Linked DNA regions of Homo sapiens: region 2 is linked to region 1. Evidence: chromatin loops called from intact Hi-C (ENCODE). Cell type or tissue: dorsolateral prefrontal cortex. All regions are shown on one strand. Links, peaks and the distances in the headings refer to the core of each region. The heading gives the core; the rest is flanking DNA. Region 1 overlaps PTPRK (protein tyrosine phosphatase receptor type K). Region 2 overlaps PTPRK (protein tyrosine phosphatase receptor type K).

Region 1 (2,818 bases), core at 39-2,538:
AAAAGACTAAAGAAAAATATAAATGGGAAGCACGTACAAGATGAGACTAAGAATGAGTAAATAGGGTCCCTTGATAAAAATTATCTGAAAGCATTAGGATTCTTTCCTCAGATTGCAAAGCTCACATAACTGGAATCTACCCATCTCATCTTGAAAAAGGTAACCTTTGACCTCTGTATCTGTCTCTGTCCCTCTGCAATGCCAATTTCCTTCCATATTTAGGTCCTTGGTTTTTTTCTGTCTCTAAGGTATTTCCCCTGATCTCTGCATGCCTAGTTCGTTTTTGTCATTCAGATCTCCAGGTGACAGTTCTTCCTAGAACACCTGGTCTAATGCAGTTTCTAAGACTTCTGCTTTCATATTTTTTAAATTTTAATTATTTCTTTAGCACTTGTTGTATTCTAATCTTTTTCTCATTTATTTATCTGGATTTTCTCCCCCACTGGCTCTGACCCCTAGAGTAGAATTCCTGGGACTATAGGAACCTTGAAACTTATTCAGCACTGTCCAACCCCAGCACCCAGAAGGGTGCCTGGCATGGATTAGGTTGCTCAATAACCACTCACCAAATGGATAAAATAAATAAGTCAGTACAGCAGTCCTTCAGAGAGAAAGTGTTTCTGTTTTCTTCAGATCTAATTGGGTCCTATGCCTTCTTCAGGCTGGGAATTCCACTTCCCTTAAATGCTGTGAGTGATTCCCAAATCTTTTCAATTCTGTCTCTTTTCTACTTAACTAGCTCTAGTTGGTGTCTGTTATTTTTAAATAAGAGCTTTAAATAGACAATTTTGTGAACCTAATAAATCACAGTAGACTAGCTATCATCCCATATTGCAGGGACTGAAACTCAAGAAGTCCCACAACATAGTCACTCAGTGAGCAAGGAGGCCTTGACAGAATGGACATGAACATGTGATAATGGATATTAAACACAGGTCAAATGAGAACTAATCCAAACCTTTACCCAATATACAAAATGGCCTCTACTTTTTTCTCCACCACTATTTAAAAAAAAAAAAAAGGAGACCTTCTACTTCTAATTCTCACACTTCATGTCACAATGTCTAATATACGTATCAGAAAAACAATTATTTGGTTCTCTTTATTGTTCTGCTTACAATGGGTCTCACTCCAACCCCCCAAGACATAGAAAGAGGGGGTTAAATGAAAGAAAAAAACAAACAAACAAACAAAGGAACAACAACCAAAAACAAAACACAGAAATTCATCCTGGTATTTATGGAGCTAAATTGACTTCATCTCTTTGTAAGCCTTACATTACTAAAGTTTACAACCAAACCAAAAGTGTCTTTTAATAAATATAAGCCCAGAGAACCATGGTATCTGTTTCTAATTATTATATTTGTGATGTTGTTGCAAAATGCCAGGATCTAAAGATATTTAAGCTTGAACCAAACCTTGTCTCTAGGTACTAGACATTTTTCATTCTTTATTATTTTATTGAATTATTACTTGGTATAAATTTGACTATAGACCTTATTTTTAAACATAAAATGTGAACTGATTTACTGCTTCTAGAGGGCTGAGAAGAATGATTTTTTAACAGATCATTCAAAGAATATTAAGAATCTAATTCTCATAAGGGAATTCCAGTGGTGTGTGCAATGATTATTTATAACTAAATGCAGAAATAACATGTAGTAGCTAGTTTTATAATGATAGTTTTAAGAACACCTTTTGAAAATCAAGACAGCTAAAATTAACTATAAATTGTCCACTAGATTACATGAGTAAAATTTAGTGTCCAAAGTTTGTTTTCGTTTATATTCCAACCCCACTAACAACAGAATAATTAGATTCTATGTAATATTATGTAATGAATAATAAAATTGAAAAGACTACAAATGTCTGACATTTGCTGTATATTTCCTTCTTCCCACATTCTCTCAAATGAAAAATGTATTTGTTTTCTAAGAATTGAAACTGAAATCACCACAGCACAAAAGTTAAATTTTAGATAAAAAACGTATTCGTTTTTGTTTGTCCCTTATAACACCAATATTTTGTTCACATATTATATACACACTGAAGTGAAGAAAAATAAGTCTTTGAAATGAAAATGGACAGAGTTCACACAAAAATTCAAGTTGTTCAAAAACTGGAAAGCCCTAAAAACTAGACCAATTCCAATTAACTATCAAAGTCAGCAGACAACATAATTGAAGACAAAAATAATTTTAAATTGTTATCTATTTGTCATGTATTATATGAAACAGTATAGCATTGTCAGAAACATCATTAAACTGATTAGACGGAAATGGTTCTCACATTTATCTGCCTGATCAATGTACGCTAAATAATTAATAAAGAAGTATGCAAAACAAGAAATCAGAAATGTATTTTTTCAGATTCAGCAAACCAAAGTGAGTGCTAGTTGAGAACATAAGCAAAGAACTGGTATCTCTTCCACTGCTCCTTTTAGCATCTGTCTTCCTCATTCCCCTTAGATAAAACAAACTCCTAAGTAAGAAAAAATCATGCATTGAACAAACAATGCTTATTTCTCCTGACCGCTCATTATTTTTCAATCAGTTACTGAAAGGGAATTGGACTAATTTATGGAAATATTTCTCAAAAGAAACAATGAAGGGTACTGTGGCAGCTGCCACCACCCTACATAAAAGCAGGTATGACTGAGCAGAATGAAAAGAGGCTTGTCACAGATTTACATTAATTGTTCTGTTAACTACCAGGGCTCTTTTGTTCATCTGTTAAAATTTATTTACACAACCATAAGTTTCATCAATGAATCAACAACAACTATTTAAAGTCAAAGTAGAGCAGACATTTTGTAATA
Region 2 (2,818 bases), core at 13-2,512, 98 kb after region 1:
AGATATAAGTAGCAGCAAATTACAATACGTGCCATTTGGAATGCAGTTTTACAATTATAATCTTTAGCTGCATTACATTCACAAAACTCAGAAAGGCTTTATGGATCTCAAAGGGGACTAATGAAAATATTTGGTCAGAACACAAATGAAGTGTAAAGCCAATAGCTATTTTTAAAATACAAAAATTACTTAACACAGTTCACAGCACACAGTAAATACTACGTAAACAATAGGGCTTTTTAAATTTATTTAAAAGATCACATATATTCCCAAAAACCAGAAGTAGTAAGTGCTAATATTTTGGTTTATATTTATTTCTAGCCTTTCCCACATTATACTTTCTTATAATTTATTGATGATATTTGGAAAAGTCACCTCTTTTTGAAAATTTGCAGTCTCAAATATTTTGCTAATGATCTAAATCTAGTAATTTTACAATTGATGCTACTGGGCCTTCTAAGTATAAATTCATAATGTCTAAATAATACTGTTTGTTTTCCTCTGTATGTGTGTAAAATTATTTAAATCCATAAAAAATTCTAAAACAATATTAGTAATGGTGATATGGAGCAGATCTTAATTTATTAGTGCTCTTTCTATGAGATGGAGTGTTAATTTGCTGGTAAATTAATATCTCTTTCCAATCATCTTCAATGCTACTTCCAATACAGGATATTCAGCAGCCATTGATGGCAGAGTGGCGACAAGCCAGGCAATGTTCTAAGCAATCTGAACAATTCATTTAATCCCCACACCTTGGTGGGGGGTACATTAATATGAAACAATTTATTTAATCCCCACAACAACCTAAAAAGTTGGGCATTATTATCATTCCCATTTTATTGATGAGGAAACTAAGGTAGAGAGAGCTTGAGTAATTTGTTCAAGGTCTCATTGCTAGTAAGGCACCAAGCCATAGTTCAAATCCAAGCAAAGCTGGCAGTTCCAAACTTCTTTTCAAATATGTACTGCAAGGGGAAGAGAAACATCAAACTTCAGGAGAAAGCCAACATGCTGGCCAGGTATCACCAAGTCGAAAATGCAAACTAGAATGGTAGGCCAGCAGCCTCATATGATAGGCCAGAGAACACTAGCATTCCTGCAATACAGGAAAGATCTCTGCAGAAAGAAGATACATTTTTGTACAAACTATGGCCAATGATAAGAGTTCTCTAAGGAAAGGCAGATTTCATGCTTCAGACACTCCACGTGGTAGAGTAATGGCTTCCGGTTGGCCCAGGAATCTCATAGACTTCTCAAGCCAGTGAATTTTAAGTAAGCTGTTGGCACTAATTCTCTTGCACTCCTTTCTCCCTATTTCTTCCCTTCACGAGCGGGAGGGAGGCATGGTCTCATTTCAGCAGCTGTGACTCAGCTGTCTACTCTACATGCCCACACTAGGAATTTGGACAACCCTTTAGAGATGCCATTTACAAGTGAGAAACTGTTGGGAGAACAAGGATGTGTGCCTCTTTCAGTTAGCATCTCTTTTGTGTAATAAATATTTTTAACCTAGTTTATTTCAGCATCTACAACCCATATATTTCCTCAGGAAGGGCATTTAGTTTACTAGAACCAGCTATTTGAGAATATCTGTATTTAAGCCCGCCTACATATCCCTAAAGCAGGACAAGGCAATTATATTCTAAACTGTCTCCTACAGAGTTCAAAGCAATCCCACAAAGGAAGAGAAAGGAAATATCAAGGGTATCTGTCAAGTGTCTGTCTGCATAGAGTACTGCACAGACCAGGGCATAAGAGAACATTCGCTGGTCCCTTTCATGAATTCCATCCTACTTTTCAAGGAAAACGCAGAGCTCTACTTATTCTAAATGATCATTTATTTAAAATGAAAAAAAAAAATCAAATGTGAGGAGTTGCGAAAGACTCCCAAGCCCACTTAGTACAATTCTCCACCCAGTATAGGAATGTCCTCTAGAGTCTCAAGACAGATGGCCTCTCTGCATCTGCTTGGATATTTTTCATACTCTTCATCTTAAGAAAGGACAGGACTTCTGTGATATCAATGGTATTCCTCCGTGGTGTCTTTGAAATCACTGGACTATTCAGATGGAATGGCACGGCACATTTGAGAAATTAGATCTTTCCAAAGGCTACACCCTATTGAATGTAACATAACCACTGGAAATCGGAATTGAGAATGACTTTAAGAATCATTTAAGCACAGGTCACCACAATCTAGGTCAGTTTAGTAAGAAGTCCACGGGTGTATAAATGTGATGCCTACCTAGAATGATCACTTTATAAGGATTACCTTCCTATACTGACCCAACTTTTCAAAACATGGTTTTATTTCTGTTGCCTTTTTCTTACTCAAACCAATGTCTACTTAAGTTTTCTCTTTCCTTACTATTTAATTGACCTTAATAACCCTATTAAAAAAAGACTAACAGTAGTTAATAAATCACTAAAAGAAAAGAGAAACTATAGTACTGGGATTCTGATAGCTCATGGGTCACAACTGGGAGAAAAATAAAAGTAGATTCATTCAGCCCTTAAGAAGGACTGAGTAGAGCAACAAATTCCCTGTGATACTCCCCAAACTCTAAGGCACAATCCTATTCATCCTAAATATACTTATAATAGTAAATAGATACTCACAGAAAAAGTCCACATTTTCTCCAACTCCTAGTATTAGAGTTTCAGAACCTGAAGGAATGTCAAGATTTTACCTGAATCAGCTCCCTATCTCCAGGTAGGAAAGGTATCATAGCCTCCTTTCACACCCCAGATTCTCTAAGGTTAACTGAGTTTCTCAGACTCATAGTAAATGATGAGCGTCTCCATCGCGGGACCC

Evidence for each region. Peaks named below come from ENCODE experiments on the same cell type or tissue, not always from the same donor. Only the 100,000 strongest peaks of a DNase experiment are listed, where the experiment ranks them.
Region 2: a loop joins it to region 1, with 2.4 times the contacts of the local background. A loop is called at or near these places in 1 of 110 quality-filtered maps.

What each region holds. Positions count from the first base shown.
Region 1 is chr6:128,313,834-128,316,651 of GRCh38, forward strand. The region is part of intron 3 of PTPRK (protein tyrosine phosphatase receptor type K); the gene reads right to left. Among named protein-coding and RNA genes, the nearest start is that of PTPRK, 210 kb to the right of the region's middle. In dorsolateral prefrontal cortex, for the core only: no CTCF peak of the experiment used is centred there; no DNase peak of the experiment used is centred there.
Region 2 is chr6:128,411,536-128,414,353 of GRCh38, forward strand. The region is part of intron 1 of PTPRK (protein tyrosine phosphatase receptor type K); the gene reads right to left. Among named protein-coding and RNA genes, the nearest start is that of PTPRK, 110 kb to the right of the region's middle. In dorsolateral prefrontal cortex, for the core only: no CTCF peak of the experiment used is centred there; a DNase peak (open chromatin) is centred at 1,286.